Regions from separate parts of the Mus musculus genome. Here region 2 is linked to region 1. The links are chromatin loops, found by intact Hi-C in ENCODE. Cell type or tissue: gastrocnemius. All regions are shown on one strand. Each heading gives the region's core, and the rest is flanking DNA. Links, peaks and the distances in the headings are about the cores only. Region 1 has its middle 14 kb from the start of Msra. Region 2 overlaps Msra (methionine sulfoxide reductase A).

What was found. Hi-C counts contacts between places; a loop is a spot of excess contacts. Peaks named below come from ENCODE experiments on the same cell type or tissue, not always from the same donor. Only the 100,000 strongest peaks of a DNase experiment are listed, where the experiment ranks them.
Region 2: a loop joins it to region 1, with 10 times the contacts of the local background. A loop is called at or near these places in 3 of 42 quality-filtered maps.

Annotation. Positions count from the first base shown.
Region 1 is chr14:64,450,354-64,459,687 of GRCm38, reverse strand. It overlaps a transcript of Msra not described here. Among named protein-coding and RNA genes, the nearest start is that of Msra, 14 kb to the right of the region's middle. In gastrocnemius, for the core only: a CTCF peak has its summit at 5,680 (motif pointing right); DNase peaks (open chromatin) are centred at 3,611, 3,906, 5,327 and 5,687.
Region 2 is chr14:64,165,507-64,174,840 of GRCm38, reverse strand. All of the region lies in intron 5 of Msra (methionine sulfoxide reductase A), which reads left to right. Among named protein-coding and RNA genes, the nearest start is that of Gm52129, 29 kb to the left of the region's middle. In gastrocnemius, for the core only: a CTCF peak has its summit at 5,578 (motif pointing left); DNase peaks (open chromatin) are centred at 1,295, 1,774, 5,546 and 8,345; H3K4me3 peaks cover 699 bases; H3K27ac peaks cover 1,089 bases.

The DNA of each region.
Region 1 (9,334 bases), core at 885-8,884:
CATGGTTGGAACATGGAGGTGGAAAGACCTGGGATCCAGCCTCATTGAAGTGAGACTCCTGGGGTTCCTTGTCTTGCTCAGATTCTGAGAGTTTGGTGAGCTCTGATCTCACGGCTGAGTCGGGACTTGGCATGTTCCACAGCAACATGTTTTATCGCTCTTTTCTGACTTCCTCCTCCAGCCAGAAATAGGAGGAATTAGAATTGTTGATGCTCTATAAGGTGAAGGAATTTGGTTAATTCATGATCTGCTTTAGACATTTGGAAGTAAAATGCTGTGACTCCTCTTAAAGGAACTTAAAGCATCCCTGAGCAAACAGGATGTCCTTTCTCTTCATTCAGGAGAATCGATGTGCTGAGATTCCTGAAGTCCCATCTGGCTCCAGTCTGTTGAGAGGTAGGCCCAGAGAGAGTCAAGGAGGGATAGTAGCCGGGCTGTTTCATACTGCTATGCATAGAGTGGCACCTTAGAGTCCGTGGAAATTTGCAGGCTTATGGTGCTAGAGATGGGGACATCTGAGAGAGAGTCAGTGGCACCAGGCAAGGTTTCATTACCTCTGCCACATGGCAGAAGGGCAAGACCGAGCCAAACAAAGCCAGTTAGAGTGTCATAGCTTCTGGAGGAGAAGCCATTACAGGCCACCAGGTGCTGTACTGGGATGCAGGGCATGGAGCCTTGACATTGCTCTGCCTATGTAGGACCCTGTGCCCTGACCTGTGGCAGTGCTGGGGGACAAGGCAGACCCATTCATTTCCCAAATACCTGGGAAGTCACGGAAGAGAGTAGCCAGGTCCCCAGTGTCCCTTTTCTAAGAGTGCTCCTTAAGGCCTAATCACATGTTTAAGGCCTCAGTTTCTAAAACCATCGTCTCTGGGGTTAGGGGAAGAAGAGTTCCAAAGGATAAGGATTAGGGGACAGAGACCTTCAGGTCATATGAACATTTGTATGTGAATCTTGGTGTGACGCACGTCTTCCTTTCTGTTGGGTAAATCAGGGCAAGCCTCATGCTGAGTGTTTCGTGTATGAAGCTGCACAGGGCCTGGGAGTGATTTAGTGTCATTGTCTTGACATCCTTAATAATCTCTCACGAGGCCTCACATTGGCATCTCTGCTGAGCACATGTGCTCTGTAGTGTTGATGAAAGAAACAAACAAAAACAAAACAAAACAAAACAAAACCATCACACAAACCACAGCTCTCACCTCAGAGGGAACCAGAGGTGGGTTACTCTAGAGGCAACTTTGAACCACCGAGGCCCAGGAAACATGGAGCTAGGTCGCCCCATATTCCTGAGTAGAGGCAAGTTTCATGCAAACAAACACACAAACAACCTGACCACCCTGAGCTTGACCTCTGGAATCCACATAAAGGTGCAAATCGAGAACTGACTCCACAAAGTTGCCCTTTGACCTCCATGTGTGGACTGTAGCATGTGTGTGCACACACACTAATGGCAAAGTTTAAACACTACTATTTGACTTCTACAAAGTGAGTATTTGCTATAGAGGGGTTTTCTTTTTAATTTAACTAAGATGAAAACAGGATTGAAGAAGATATCCTCTTTGCTGGTGTGCCTTCCGAAACAAGGTAGCCACCTTCAATATGCTAGGATCAGTCAGCATAAAGGCTTCCTGAAATCCTGCTATTTCACACCAGATTCTTTGCTCTTGTCTATAGCAGTCAGTTACCTTGTTCAAGTAGGAAATTAGATTGATCTGAAAGGCTGTGCTCTTCAAAAAAGCTACCTTTGCTGTGGCTGCATTAAGATTTTTGTGAGTACTTCCATAAAGCAACTAAAATACAGTTTGCAGAAGGAGCCATCTCCTCATAACAAAAGACGACTACTGTAGCCTGTGATTTTAAAAATGCCATAATAGAAATGTTCCTATTTCTTAAGTGTCCCAATAAAAACAGCGCCCTGACTTATTCTTTTGGACATATTTTAAGTGTGGTAAGCTGATGTAAAATAACAATGAATGGATAGCATTCAAATGTAGAGCTCCATAAAGAAATGCTAAAATTCACCTAGGTGGGGGTGGGGTGAGGGGTAGGGGAGTGGGGTTGCTAATAGATAGGGAAGCCACAGATGCCAATCCCCTACCCCTATAGGTAGGAAATCCAAAACATCAGAGAACTTTTAGGAACACTGATAAACCCAGGCTGGGTGTGGTGGCGCACACCTTTAATTCCAGCACGCAGGAGAGGTAGAGAGGCAGGTTGGGTCTCTGTGAATTTGAGGCCACCTGGGGCTACTTGATGAGTTCCAAGCCATCTAGGAATGCATAATGAGACTTGGTCTCAAAAAAAGTGAAAATTCATTTGAAATCTATCAAGAACAGGAAAGAACAACCAAAATAATGCTGAAAAAAAAAAGATTTATTAGTTGTCGAACTTTAAAAATTTGCATCTAATTTACTCACATGTTGTGTGTGTATTCATGCCACAGCATACATGTAGAGGCCAGAGGACAATTTGAAGGAAGTAATTTCTCTTCTCCTGCCAATTGGGTTTCAGAAATCAAGCTCAGGCCATCAGGCGGAGGGAGGATAAACACTCACCCGTGGGGCCACCTCTCTGGCCCTAATCACAAGTTACTGAAAGAGATTGGTCTAATCTGGAGGTGGGCATGATGGCTCACAACAGCACTTAGATGGCTGATGCAGGAGAACCAGAGTTCAAGGCCAGCCTAGACTATGCAGCAAGTTGGTGGGCAGCCTGGGCTATGTGAGATGGTGTTTCATAAAACAAAAGAGAATCTGATCTTATTTGGAAAGTTTCTAGTTTTTGTTTATCCATCTATCTAGGGTTAGTTCAGAATGTGTGTGTGTGTGTGTGTGTGTGTGTGTGTGTGTGTGTGTGCATGCGTGTGTAGTGTGTAAAAGTGAACCACAGCTGACCCAATGGGCTGAGATTTTTATTTCCTTAAAGGGATCACATTCATGATGACATTATTCTTGTATGGACATCACTCCACCCTTTAAGACAGTCCCTACTGATTCTCTGAAAGTGACATGAAGCTTTTAATATTAATAGAGGGCTCAGGCTGCTGCCATTAGTACATTCTGTATAATGCTAAGATTTTGAGCTTGGTTCCATGAGCAGATGGATGTGGAGAGCATTTAAATGACAGAAAAATAAGTGTATCATCAAAACCTCAAGTAACACACAGAGTCGGTGGGTGAATCATTACAATGCCATCCATAAGCGTCCTTCGTAATTTCTGGTCTCTCATTTTCATATTAACTGGAATGAATTTCTTCTAAAATGCAATAGCATGGGAGACAAGAGGGGACAAATTGACTTATTGATGAAAGAGAAACAATCCTCTCGCCCCATAAAGAATCAGGTAGCCTTTTAATTTAAAGGTCCAGCTGAAGGATCATGCTGTTATTTCCCCAGGGAGACTTTGAATAGGATTTCCTTGTGGTGTGAGAGAGCCAGAAAAAGACAGAGGCATATTTTTCTCACCTCCACATCTGCAGGCTCCTAGTCCCTTCTCATCTGCATCCCTAACTGGCTGGGTCCAGGGCTCAGTGCTCTAGTCAAGGGTGAAGATGAGAAGTGGCAGCCGGCTCAGGGTGAGGATGACAATCGCTCTGATTGGCCACGGGATGCTCATGCAGTCAGACATACACAGTGCAAATTCTTATTTTTAGAACTCTCCATAGCATCCTTGTGACTCGGGATCTGCACCCTCCCTGAGCCTCCCACGCGCCCTGATCCACAGTCATTTCTAGGCGCCGTAAAAGATGCTCAGCTTTTCACTTGTCCACTGGGTTATCTGAACGCCCTGGTCATACAGGAGGGTGTGGGTCTCTTCCTCTGACTTGTGCTGCACACATCTCAGCGTGAACATTGCAGGGGCTGGGTTACCGATGAGCTCTCCCCTCTCCCATAACTTTGATTTTGATCCATTCCAAGTCGAGATCTTCTGCCTTGACCTCCTGCAGTGTCTGAGACCTGCACAGCCTACCCCCTGTGGTGCACTAGTGCTGCCCCATGGGGCACTGATGTGACCGCTCCCAGCACTATGCTCATTAATTCTGTGGCTCTTCATGCTTGTCTACCCCAGTCTGTTGTCTCTCAGAGCAAAATGCCCGGAGGAGCCAGAAGCATCCCCACCCTTGGTCTATAGACCATATATCTGGGAATTATCTTAAATTTTTCTATATTCTCTTTCTGGAACAGGACTCAGCATATAGGCAAGAGCACTTCCACTAAGCTACAACCCTAGGGTTATGCCAAATCCTTTATGTCCTAGTTACAAAGACCTGCTCTTCTGCTCAATGATGTCTGCAGCTCTGTCGCTGCTTCTTCACTTGGAATCCCTCATAAAGTCTGGTCTGGAGCATGGTACCCTAGCAGGCTTTCTACGTCTTTTTCTGCATCCTTTCAATGCAGTATCTGCTTCTAACAATTATGACATTATACTATGGTCCTAATTTAAAGTTGCTTAGTGGCTCCATTTCTAGTGGGACATCCTTGAGCATGTCAGCCACCCACAGTCCCTGGAGTCACAAAGCCCTTGACTATTTGTTGTTGTTGTTGTTTGTAACCTCACTACAGGGCCCAGGCTGGCCTCAAACTGCTGATCCTCCTGCCTCTGCTTCCCAGGTGCTGGGATTACAGGCATGTGCCACCCCTCTGGCTCCTGTCTAACTTTGCAGCCAGCCATGGCTTTATTGCATTCTTCCTGCCTGATGTGGTTCCTGAAGCTACTAAGTGGATTTTGCTTTGTTATACTTTATCCTTATGTTTGCCTGTGTGATATTAACTAAGTCTCTCCTGTTCTAGGCTGTGGAAGTCTATCTGCTGTTCTGAAATGGCCTCAGGCTTCAAGCCTTTCAGAGCCTCCTTGGCCTTCCCAAGGCTGGAATGACTTCTCTCTCTGGGAGACAACACTCCATTCTGTAGGGGTGACGTCTGTAGGTAAGACTCCATTCTGTGTCCCCTGTCTTGTCCTCTGGCCTCTGAACATTTGGCTAAGTTAGATCTGCCCCTGCGAGCTTGTTTATTGACACAAGAGTCCTTGGTCTCCCAGACATGACTCAGTTCAGGGGCATCATCGTGACCTTGAGGGTTAAGCGTTACACAGAGATGTAAATATTTTTGGCTTTGTGGAAGGTCAGGAAGGTGGGATGTCAGTGTGTACAACACACTTGCAGTTCGGTTGTCTTACGAGCTGATTCTAAAAGAGAAAGTCTATTCTGGTGTATGCTGCATGTTCCTCGGAGGAGACAGCCATAGGTGTCGAGTGTGGGGTGAAAGAGATGCAGCTGGCAGATTTCCCATCTCGACCAAGGCACATACATACAGTCTCACCATCACCGAGCATAGCTGCTTTTGTCGTCATTTGGACTGTGCTTCCTGAGTACACAGGTCTCCTCATGCTAGTGTTTTATAACCCCGACACGGAGGCACACTCCTGGAACACTCGGTACGGTTTGCCTCAGTTCATGAATAGAATACACTCACAGGCTTTCACTCATCCCATTACCAATGGTCTTTGCTATGTTGTTCTTATTTAAAGTGTCCCTGAGATTAGAACCACTAAGATTTCTCTTGGAATTTTAATACCTATGCATTCCTTGGGTACCAGTTCATCAAAACAAACCCTGTAAGAGATGGCCCTGTAAAGGCAGAACCCGCATTGGGCATGTCTGCTGAATAGATGATGTAGTTACAGGTGGGAGCCACCAGATGGCTTAAGGAAGTGAATTTATCTCCAACCGAGACAGCTTAGAAATCTGGGACTTTAAAAAGCAGCGACTGGAGAACAATCGAAAGGTTCTCTTTAACGAACCTCTAATAACCAACAGCAACTCCTCATTATCACCTGACGTCGGCGATGGGTTTAGACAGATTTTTTTTTTTTTTTTTACTGAAAACACTTTTTTTTTTTTTTTGGTTAACCTTCTAACGTCTCCATGCTTTAAGAATTACAGAATAATCACTGAAACTCAATTTAATTCCACAAATATTTGTTGAGCGCTTAAGTCTCAATTAAGCTTTCTGAGCGGCTTGTGGAAACATAATGCTACCCGAAACTCAGCTTGCTAGACATGGAGAAATGTATGGAAGACGCAAGGCAGAGATGGATTTTTCTCTCTTTGTGCTCCTGAAGGAAGATCACCGTTTGAAGAAGTGCTGGTGGAAAGACAATTGTGGTCTAGAAAATTCCTGCAGATAATTTATAGGTGACATAAGTAAGATTAAACTGAACACTGTAAGTAACCACAATATTTATCAACTAAGCTGTGCTTTATCTTGCATATACCAAAACCAGAGTTGAAGTTATTTGGTTAAGAAGTCACTGTGGTCATTTGAAAATAAGCCTAAATGCACTGTCATCTGGAAAGAGACAAACCATTGGTAGATGGCGTTCAAATGGTTGTTTTCTTCTTTACCTTGAATATTTGGTGTCATGTAAAGTGTTTGAGATATGCCCATTTAAGGAAAACTTATTTGGCTATGTAAGGACTTACACATAAGCCTGGTTAACAGTAATTCCGTCCCTGTGGGCACGCTGAGAGGCCGGGAGCGGATGCTGGATATCTGTTTTATCACTGTCTGCCATATTCCTTTGAGAGAAGATTTCTCACCGAGCCAGTAGGCACAAGCCGAATTGCTCCCCTGTCTCCACCCACTACAGTGCTGGGGCTATAGCTGTATGTGAAGGCCATGCCCATCTCCTTAGGTAGAAGCTGAGGATTTGAACTCAGGTTGTCATGTTTGCATAACAAACACTGTTTAAGTGGAATTATGCATATTAAGGTAGTCCTTTACAACTCTTCAATATCAGATCTTTTAAAAACTTGAAGCAAGCCTGGCGGGATAGCATACTCCAACAATCTTAGCACTCAAGAGGCGAAGGTCAGAGGGTCAAGAGTTCCAGGCCAGCCTGGGCTACCTGCAAAGATCCTAACTGAGGGAAGCAAAGAAAAACAAGTTGAATCAGGTAGAAGGAAAATCAGAAAAGGGTCTTTCATAAAGCTGAGAGCATAACATGTCCTGTAATTATTGCTATATCAGCTTAGAAATATGTGTTTGCTAATGAGAACTGAGCATAACAAACTCCCTGAAACAGAGCACCGGATCCCCTTTGAAACGTAAACTAAAATTGGACAATTAACTACTTAAAGCATTGATTTCATCTGAAGTGATAAGAATTTTTGATAAACCTGAAGTGGAAATTTGATCTTTCCCTTCCAGCTTCGAGGAAACTAACACGATGAAGATTAGCAAGGTCGGATGGCCTGTGGGGCTGCAAGAAAACCAGACGCTGCTTGAAGTAGGTTGCTCACTTGTCCTTTTTACTAAGATGCCGCGGCTCATCTTTGCACTGACTTATTTTGTTAAATAAGCATTTATGTATTTACTCTGGGAGATTTTAAAATTGAAAAACGTGATGGGAAAATGCAAAGCAGCCAGTCATGGTAGTTCGCGTCTTTCCTTCCAGTGTTCAAGAGTGAGAGGCAGGTAGCTTAAGTATGAGGGCAGCCTGGTCTAGAGAGTGCGTTCCAGGCCAGCCAGGGTTACAGTGCGAGACTGTGTTTTAGTCAGGATTACTAGTGGATGAAACACCATGACCAAAGCAAGCTGGCGAGGAAACGGTTTGTTTGACTTATACTTCTGCATTAAAGGAAGTCGGGACAGGAACTCAAACAGGGCAGGAACCTGGAGGCAGGAGCTGATGCAGAGGCCATGGGGTACTGCTTACTGGCTTGCTCCTCATGGCTTGCTCAGCCTGCTTTCTTAAAGAACCCAGGACCACTCTTAGCCCCGGATTATTATCACCCATAATGAGTTGGGCCTCCCCACCTGGGTCACTTACTAATTAAGAAAATGTTCTAGCAAGCGGTTGTGGCATAGGCCTTTAATCCCAGTACTCAGATAGCAGAGACAGGAAAGTCTGAGATTGAGGCCAGCCTGGTGTACAGAGTGAGTTCTAGAACAGCCATAGCTATAGGGAGAAACCCTGTCATGAACAGCACCCCACCACCACCACCACCACTCCCAAATGTCCTACAGGCTTGCCTATATCCTGATCTTCTGGAGAGTTTTCTCAGTTGAGGCTCCTTCCTCTCTGATGACTCTAGCTTATACCAACTTGACATAAAACTATCCAGTGTACCCTGTTTCAAAATTAAAAAGAAGCAAATTAGACACAGTTCAAACACACACACACACACACACACACACACACACACACGGTGGGGGTGGGGTGCAGATTTAAAAATTTTTTTTTTATTTTCAGTCCTATTTCCTTGTGACTCTATATGACAGCTCTGTAACAGAATGTATCCCTGCAGGTTGCCAAGATAACTCAAAACTTGGAGCTGAGAGCAATCAAGGACTCCCCACATGAAAGACATTTAGGGGGTGGGGGCAGTGGTAGAGCAGTTGCCAAGCATGTGTGAGGCCCTAGGTCCAATTTCTAATTTCCAGAATCTTCCGTCTCCCAAAAGAGAGTTTTATACAATTGGGGGAGGACCCAACTGTTCTGCCAGTTTATCCAGAAGTTGTCGTGTCCACAGAGTACAGGAATAGATGGCCTGCCTTAGGAAGAGGTCTCTAGGACTTTTCCTTCAAAGCTGATGGAACCAGACTTGCCCTCGGCTGCTGTAATAGAGAAGCGCATTTTCCCAGGGGAAGTGTCTGCTGACAGCGCATGCGCATGCCTGGAGCTCAGCTTCGAGATCTTCCTATCTGTGGAGTAAGAAGGTAGGTTGCAGAGGAGACCCATAGTAAGGTGAGCATGCATGTGCTTCTTCTGGACTTAGGGAAACCATGGAAGGAAATGAGATAAATCCATTTTGAGCCCAACATCTTTCTTTTTTCTTTTTTCTTCTTTTTTAAATTAATTAATTTATTTGTTTATTTTACACTCCATATTTTATCCAACTCCCAAACCCCTCCATCCACCCTCCTACTGCTCCACATCCCATACCTCCTCCCCACGCCCCTGCCTCCATGTGGGTATCCCTAACCCCCACCCTTCCTGACCTCTAAACTCCCTGGGGCCTCCAGTTTCTTGAGGGTTAGGTGCATCATCTCTGAATGGACACAGACCCGGTTGTCCTCTGCTGTATGTGTGTTGGGGGCCTCATATCAGCTGGTGTATGCTGCCTGTTTGGTGGTCCAGTGTTTGAGAGATCTCGAGGGTCCAGGTTAATTGAGACTTCTGGTCCTCCTACAGGATTGCCCTTCTCCTCAGTTTCTTTCAGTCTTTCCCTAATTCAACAACAGGGGTCAGCTGCTTCTGTCCATTGGTTGGGTACAACTATCTACCTCTGATTCTTTCAGCTGCTTGTTGGGTCTTCCCAGAGTGCGT
Region 2 (9,334 bases), core at 835-8,834, 280 kb after region 1:
AGTTAGGTTAGTTAGGTTAGGTTAGGTTAGGTTAGGTTAGGTTAGGAGGGAGTCTTACTCTGGAGTTACATCATCCAAGCCAGGTCCTCTGGCCTCAGCTGTGCTCGGGACCTTCAGCAGCCTCATAGAGACATTGCTTCAGGCATTACCCAGGGGGCCATCAGCAAAAGCAGCCATGTGTGTTCCCAGCACTGTAAGACTAAGAAAAAGAGTTTAAAGAGTTCAAATCACATACACACACAACACATACTACCCACAATCACACACACAGTCTCACATACACACTCAAACACACACAATCACACACTCATACACACAATTACACACACTGAAATGCATTACAGTCAAACACATATACACAATCACACAAAGTCTCACATACACAGCCAGCCACATATCACTCACATGATCACTCACACAACACAAAACCACAATCACACACATACAATCACATACAGTCACACACAGTCACTCTCATACACAATTACACAATCACACACAATCACATACAGTCACACACACACACATACACCCAAACATACACAGGCAACAAACTCATACAATCTCTCACATACACAATCACACATACACACATATAAACAATCACACACACACATACATGCATACACACACACACACACACACACACACACACACACACACAGCAATCACATAATCACACAGAGGAGTTTGCTTGTTGAGTCTTTTTGAGATTCTAAGGGGAGACTGCGGGTGAGTGACCTTTTTAAAAAGCATTCAGCAGTCCTCACTGGCTCTGAATGGACCCCCTCTGACCTCTTCCTCTCCAGGTCAGCACCCAACTCCTGGTCACTCTCTGGCCCCACAGTGAAGGTGACAGGGAAGATTTTGTAGTGAGGCTCTTCAGGTGAGAAACTGCCTTTGGCAGTGCTCTGTGTCTTCCTCAGACTCTGGTCCGTCCTCCCTACAATGTCTGCACTAGGTGCAGGCTCCCTGCTTGATGCCGCCATTTGCATGTCTCTGTGGAAAAACACATTCAGATTTCCTTTATCTCCTTTGTCCTTGCCTTGTGCTTTCTCAAGGAGCCCAGGCCTTACCCATCAGACTGAGCTGAAGCAAAATGAGAAGCATTCACCAGCTCTTGACCTCTAAGGGCCTTTCCGAATCTCCACAGAGCAGCCAAAGACAAAGAAAGAGAGTGAGAAGAGCCCAGAAGAAGCAAACTTTCAGCTAGTTACCATCTTTTTCCCCCCTCTGAGCTCCCAGTACCGTACTCGATTTCCTGACCAGCTTGCGCCCCTCCCCCGCTCCCTCCGAGCATCTGTGGCGGTTTCGAATTGAGCCCTGTACCTGCTGCTCTCAATCCTCAACATACCATACCAGTTGCATTGCCAAACAGCGAACTGCCAGCCATCTGCCATCCCAAGGCAGAATTTACATTGTTTTATCTTAAAATAACGCCTCCGGAATAGCAAGCCACGCTATGCATCAGGTTTTAAAATTGACAATCAGCCAGAATTAAAAACAAATACCAAATGGGCGTAAAAAAAGAACAGGGTGTGTGTGGCGGATGGGGGGTGGGGATTGGCATTTGACAGAGAGCTTATTTTTCGGCTTTTTTTTTTTTACCTGACTTTCTACCAAAATAGTCATGCCATTTAATTTTATCTGCAACCGCAGGAGCTACTTATAGACTGAGAATATTAACGTCTTCCTTGCCTGGCTCTGTGGAGAACTGCAGGTCCATAGGCCTAGAGCAGTGCATCCTACCCTAACCCCAGACTACCTCAGCCTTATCGCACTGGGTTTCCTTTCTGTGGGTCACAGAAAACTTAGGCAGGACAAGCTGGAGTTCCTGGACCAAGGTACTTGCTGAGTCATGGGCAAAGCACACTTGAACCCGGGACTCCTGGCCCTGCTCCCTTCCCACTCTTCCTTAGCCTGTCTTGACCTGCCATTGTGCTAGAGAAGGCCCTCCAACCCCACTCAGTTCTTGTTTAGTTTTGTTTCCTTGAGACAGGGTTTTGTAGCGCTGGCTGTCCTAGAACTTGCTTTGTAGACCAGGCTAGCCTCAAACTCACAGAGATCCACCTGTCTCTGCCCACTGAGTGCTGGGATTAAAGGCTTGTACCTCTCCACCCAGCACCCCTTCTGTTCTTAACATCAACCTGTAGCAGCCTTCAGGTCAGACAAGAATGAACAGGGGCTAGAGAAATAACTCAGCAGTTAAGACCACTTGTTTTTTGCAGAGGACCCCAAGTTGGATTTCAAGAACCTATAGAAAATCTAGAACTCCAGTTCCAGGGAGTCCAATTCTGTCTTCTTACCTCCTCAGGCACCAGGCACACACATAGTGCACAGACATACATGAAGGCAAAATGCCCATACACATAAAATGAAATAAATACATCTTCAAAAAATTTAAAAAAGAATGGACATGCATATACCTGCAGAGCTTGGGGGACACTGGGGACCTGTGATATTGGCCTGTGGTCCCAGAGAAAGAGCCACTGACATATCTGGATGGGTTTTCAGAGCAGATGGTTCTAGAGGAATGTTTTCTTCTGAAGAGAAAGAAAGGAGGCTTCAAACTCCCTTCTGAGAAACTGTTTCAAGGAAAAGCAGGTTGGGGGAAAGTGTGAAGTCTGAGTGGGCTGAGGAAGTACAGGACTCAAGGTCTATACCCAAGATGCCTGCCTGCTGCTTGAGCTGTGGATGGGCCGAGCTGAGAGGTTCAGAGAAAGCCCAGGCAAGATCCTGGATAGCCCGAGAGGCCAGGCCTCTTGAGGCTGGAACTCTCTCTGAGTCAGTAGCAGGGGACATTGGCTCACCTAACTAAATCCTCCAGCCTTCTCTAGTCCAGAAAGCTCCAGCTTAGCCAGGCTTTGGTGTGGGTAGCATCTAAGGGCAGCTGTTCTTGTTTCAGATTGCCTAGATGGGGGTACATCCTTGTAAAAGCTGACTCCTGTGCCCAGCAAGGATCAGGACTCTCTCCCCTCCCTGCAAGCTATGGTCTTAAGTGCTGGTCTGTCTGTCCCTCTTGTGGGCCCCTTGAGGTAAACAGCCACCTTCCTCCTCTGTGAGTCCCAGACAACATCCACATGTGAACATCTGATGCCTTGCTAACAGGGGCTGAATTGACTCACAGACCTAAGGTCCTGAGCTTGGAGTCCCACCCCTGAGAACCTATGTCTGGCTAGTCATCACTCAGACTCCCTCTATCAAGAGGGAGCATCCCCACACTGGGTATGTTGGATGCTTTTCTTTTTGAAGTAACATAACTCAGTTTATTCTTATCCTGCTAAGCAATGAGCCAGCGCAAGCACAGAACACTGCTTTGCCTTAGTCACAGCTGCCAGAGTAACTGAGGAAACACTGGGACCCAGGGGTCACAAGAGCTTTATGGAGATGCCCCCATTGCTCTGCCTCCAGTACTGGTGGCCCTCACCAGACTAGGGCATAGATCCCTGGAAACAAACAGTCTGCCGGACACCCACTGCCAACAAGGAAGAGGGTAATCAAGCTGAGAAGGGAAGTTGAGGAAACCCATCACCAAGAAGAAAACACCAAGATTGACTGATCCAAGCCTTAGCTAGGCTGTTTTTCAGAGACAGGGGCTGCACTCTATCAGTCTAGGGGACAAGACAGACAGGTGTGCTTGCTTATTACAAGGGACAGAAAAGGGGTGCTTCCTAATCCACAACACAGTGAAGACTTTCGTGTGCTAGTGTTGGCTCTCAGGATGTAAGCAGAATTGCCTAACAATAGCACCCACAGAGGAGGAGCAAGGGTCTCAAAGAGCAGAGCCAGGAAGCCAAGAAGCCATAAAGCCATGGGAAGGAGACACAGAGCCTTACAGATCCTTCCCAACCATAAAAGCCATTTGTCCAAATCCATACTCAAGCCAGCAGTGAGGACTGAGGAGACAGATGGCTTGGTGGGTAGCATTCCTGTCCTGTAAGCATGAGAAACCAGAGTGTGATCCCATCACCAATGTAAAATCAAACATGGTGGCGTGAGTCTGGAACCCTAGCACTGAGAGATAGAGATATGCCAGTCCTGGAGCTTGCTGGCCAGCCAGCATAGTCAACCAATGAGCTTGAGGGTCACAAAGAGACCCTGTCTCAAAAACTTAGCTTGAGAGCCATAGAGAAAGATAATCAGTGTTGACTTCTAGATTCCATACACACATAAATGCACTTGTATCCAAGCATACAAACGCACAAATATACACATATGTACATGTACACACAGACATATACAGAAACTTATACACACCTACACACACACACACACAGAGCAATTATTGGGATAATGCACTTTGAAGCTCAAAACAGTCTCAACTCCTTTTGCTATATTTCATTCTTAAAATTTTACTTATGTGTGTGTGCTCACATATGCAATGACATTCATATGGAGGTCAAAGGGCAACTTGTAAGAGTTGGTCTCTACTCCCACCACGTGTGTCTGGAGACTTAGTTCTTAGTCTGACTTGGCAGCATACACCATAACCCACTGAGCCATCCTACTGACCCATCAACTGCTTTAAACAGAATAAATCACTTCATGTCTGGTGCCTCTCACCCATGAAACTGTGACCAGAAGAATGCAAGTCGTCAAAAAATGAGGCACGTTAACCCTGAGACTAGGATGAGGTGTGGCACCATCGATTGATTTGATAAAAGGCCAGGACAGGGAAGAGAATATGATCCCCACTGGGATGGGTAAGTGATGTCCCGCAGGAACCCAGGCGGTAAAGCTACATGTGCCCTCAGGGCCGAAGCTACTGTGGCCCTATCTTACCCTGATTACTTCTAGTGATGAGACCTGTGCGGCTCTGGCTGACTGTCAACAAGATATGTGTTCTGCAGTAGAGAAACACCACTCCCTTATAAAACAAGCGCGAGCAGCACCTGACCCTGAGTGTCATTTCTGAAGGGGCTTCTTCGACAGTGCTACCCTATTGAACAAAGTCTCTATCTCAAGAACACCCTTAGGAGGAGGAATCTGTCTACCTCCCCTAATACCAGAGTCCAGCATCACAATTTTCTTTAGCTTAGCATCCCCTCTTCCCTGTTAATGTCTCAGTATTCGTTGCTCTCAGATGCCTGTGGCATCCTTGCTTCCTTCTTCCCAGGAGCCAGAGCAGTACATTCTGAAGTGGTCTTTGCCAGTCAAAGTGCTGGATCTTGTGGTCCCTTGCCACGGAGACGGGTTTGTGGAAACATGGAAGTGGGGTCCAGGAACTCAGAAGCAGGTGTCAGGACTCAGGCTAAGGGATTCTCATAGAGTTTAGGATGAACTGTGTATCTGTTAGGAATGGCAGAAAATGCATGCGCATACTAGTGATAAAGTATTTAGTGTTGAGTTATTAAAGGCCATAACTACTTCATATTTGTTCATCTTAAGTGTTAAAAACTAAAATAACTCCTTAGATACTCCCAACTGTGTGCTTTCATTTTTCAAAGCATCCCTTGTGAAAAGAGAAGAAATACAAGTTCTTACCCCCCCCACACACACACACACACCTCCAGCTAGAATATCATTTACATGGCTAATCATGATCATGACCCTACTGCCACCTAATGGTAGAGAGCCTTAATTGCAGATAAAGTGCCCTAGAGATCAGACACCGTATTTTAAAAATATAATCACAGTGATCAAGGGGCCATCCACCTAAAGGGAGTGATTTTGTGCCTTGCTGTCATACCCAAGTAAGACACTTTATTTTTCTGATCTTGCTTGTTTTTCGCCTGGTGAGGCTGCATCAAACAAAAGTCCATCTGAAATTAAGGAAATAATGTAAAAGAATCATGAAAATCTACAGCATATCAAATTTTAAAAAATAGGATGTGGATTAAAATAACTATTAAAATATGATAGTTCATGTTCACCCGGTATCATATGGGCATACAGGGCAATAGTTAAAAAATTTTTTGGCTTGATTAAGGTTTATTAGTTGCAAAAGTTTTCAAACTAGTAATAGGATAAATTATATGTGTATATGTGAAAATTGCTGATCAGTTTTCTGGGGTTTAAAACAGAGTAGGCAATAGAAATACATCTATAAATTCATTCTCTCTGTGGTTACAGAAGCAGAAGTTTGACACTGAAGTAACCACATAGGCAGAGTTTGGGCACCTAGTCCTCCGTAGACCCTTCACATGTATGTTCTGTTCTTGAAGAAGAAACTTAATGCCGAACCCTAGGTCTCCTTTATAAACCTGTGCTTTGTCATAGCTCTACTTAATGCTTTATTGATAAACAGAATTTGTGTTATGCTTTGCAGTCGTAGAAGGGTTTCTCATGTCCTTTTCATTCTCCCAACCATGAGATCATTAGTACCTGTGATGTTAGCTTTAATTGCCAACTTGACAAAACCTTGAATCACCTGAGGAAAGTGTCTCAGTGAGGGATGGTCTACATTTGATTGGCCAGTGGGCACATCTGTAGGGGATTGTTTTAATTGATAGTTAACTTGGGAAGACCCAGCCCACTGTGAGTGGGACCATTCCCTAGGCAGGAAATCCTGACCAGTGTGAATGGAGAGACTGAGCTGAGCACAGACAAGTGAGCATGTGAACATGCATGCATCTGTCTTTCGGCTCTAGACTGTGGATGTCCTCACCTTCTTCAAGCTCCCACCACTCTGACTTTCCCACAATGATGGACACTAAGCTGGACGCGTAAGCTGAAATAAGCCCCTTTCTTTCCAAAGTTCCCCTTTGTTGGGTACATTATCAGAGCAAAAGAAATGAAACTTTGCTTTCCAGGTAGGAAAACTATTCATTCAAGGAAAGGGAATGACCTCCCTGTTGTCACACACAAGTGTCACAGGAGGTGGGGAATTTGCTTTCCTGACTCTATGCCCCATGCTTCTCCCACCAGGAGGCATTCCAAGACACAAATCAAGAATGGAAGACTCTTTTATGTATGGTGGCAGAGTGCCCACGTAACCAGTCAAGGAATGTCGAGTTGGGTAGCTGGCAGTAGATAACCTCACATCCAAGGGTTGTGAGGAAAGCTATTTCATGCCTGCACCGTGTGGTGCACATGACTTTTAAACTCAGTGTCGGCTGTTATCCATTCTTTTTTTTTTTTTTTAATCTGACAATGTCATACAAGAGCAGTGACCTTATCCCCTCATTATCCTCTCAGAAGGCAAGAACCTGGTCTGTGCCATTGGGAATTCTCTTCTGCCAACCTCTTTATCAGCCACTTCCTGCCCCAATTGTATCCTGAGAATCTGAAGCTGCCTTAGGAACAAGAAGCCCCCAACACCCTCCAGGGAGAAGTCTTGTTGGTGGTCCGGGATTGACATACATGTTTGTTATTTTGCTAGGTGACTTAAGTCTGCGTGGGCAGTTACTGGAGCAGATAGGTGTCCATGTTGCTGTGGAGAATAGATTCTGGCAATTTGTCCCAGAATGTGTGTCACACATCTTTGTAGGCTGGGCACGAGGGACTGTGTCTTCGGTAGGATCCAAGACTGCTTTCCACAGTCCTCCCTGCTGAGGGTGCTCACCCTGAGCACATCACTCCCAGGGATGACATCAGACTGTATCCACGCAATACCTCTAATACCCAATGAAGATGCAGAGTTCTCTGCCATGAGAGATGGTTGCTAAAAAACTTAATTTGCTGTCTACTTTATCATATATAACTTGAGATAAGATATGAAGGAACTAAATTCCAGAAGGCATTTGAAAGTCAAAAAGGAAGTGGTTTGACTCTTCAGCCTCTGGAGATATGCAATCTCTACATTAGGGGAAAGTATGGGTTATGGATGGGAGCAGTGTGCTTCCAGACCTTTCTCCCTGATGGCCAGAGGGAGTGTCCTCAGACCCACAACACTGATCCTGGCCTGCCCTAGCAAACTCAAGAGCAGCAAAAGCCTTCTCAGGACGCCTTTAAGCTTCAGTGAGTATCATGGTTTGAATGTCAGATTTCCCCACAACTGTGCATTGAGCACTTTGTCCCCAGATGTTGGTTGCAGAACATTTAGGAGCTGAGTTGAGCCCTAGCTGGAGGAATTAGGTCTCTGGAGAGTTGGCTTGAGGTATATAGCCCAGCTTTGGGTCCAGTCACGTTCTGCTTGCTAGTCCACAGAGGTGTAAGCAAACAGTCTCACCTTCCCGCTGCCACCCCAACCTCTGTCCCCTCCCTCCTGCTACCATAGCTGCCCCACCAGGATGGAATGTACCATGAAACCTCTTTAAGTTGCCACTCACCAGGCATTTGGCCGGAGCAAGAAGAAAAACAATTAAGGTACAGAGTGACAGAGTGTTTGTCTCTTGTCCTCAGCCATCAGCCTGGCAAAGTAAAGGCCAGTGAAGGCAGCTAGTGACAAGGAGGAGGCGAGTCATCTGTCCTGATGGCGTATGGGTCCTTATCGAAGCACGAGAGGCTGGGCGCACTCTGCCAGGTCCCCCTCCCCACCTCCCTTCTGAGGCATCCTTCTCTGCTTTGATGCTACTATTGTTCTCCTCTACAGTGTAAGGTGATGCAGGGCCCTACCAGTCATGTGTCTATAGCTGTTGACTCTGTCCTGCCTGAGAGGCAGCCTTGTGGCACCTGCTTCCCTGAGCTCTCAGACTCTATAAACTTGGGAGATAGCAGGCACAGTCTGCTCAAAACCTGACTCCACAATTCTGTGACTGGGAAGTCTCTCCAGTTCTTTAAACTCCCCTCCCATTCTTCTCTGTGTGGACGGAATGAGTCTGACACCAAGAGGTCTAGGCAGAGTCTTGAGAGTTTGAAGCTTCACTGCCCTTGTGTTTGGTGATAGATCAAATCTGGGACGATGGTGCAGCACTGGCAGACTTGTGGCCCTTGGAGGAGCCTTGTCATCCCTTCAGCCAGGCCATAGCCTCCCCACCTTTCACCTTCAGCCCTGCGGGGTGCAGCCCCTGCCGTATGAACCAGAGGGGTCCAATTAGGAATTAAGAAAGAACCGATTATAATCACAGGCCTCATTGAACTGAAAGTGCTCAGAGTAATTTTCCAAGCGAACTCTGGGGAGATGGTTTTCACTGTGCTTGCAGATACGGTAAACAGATAAACAGATAAACTCTGTGTGTGTGTGTGCTTGTGTGTGTGTGCGTGTGGTGGGGTCTGTAGCATATTGTCCCGACTAAATTAGGGAGGGGGTTGCTTTCTCTATTCTTAGATAAATAAGCCAAGTCTGAGACTCTGACTTAGACAACTACCGTGTTCTTAGCAACAGAACCGAGCCAGTCAGAGTGTACGTACCCTCCCACTTCCCTCTGGATGGGAACAAAGGAAGCCAGCCAGCAAGCAATTAAATGAAACTAAGATCGAAAAACCATAATGAACAACCCTGAGCCATTGGAGA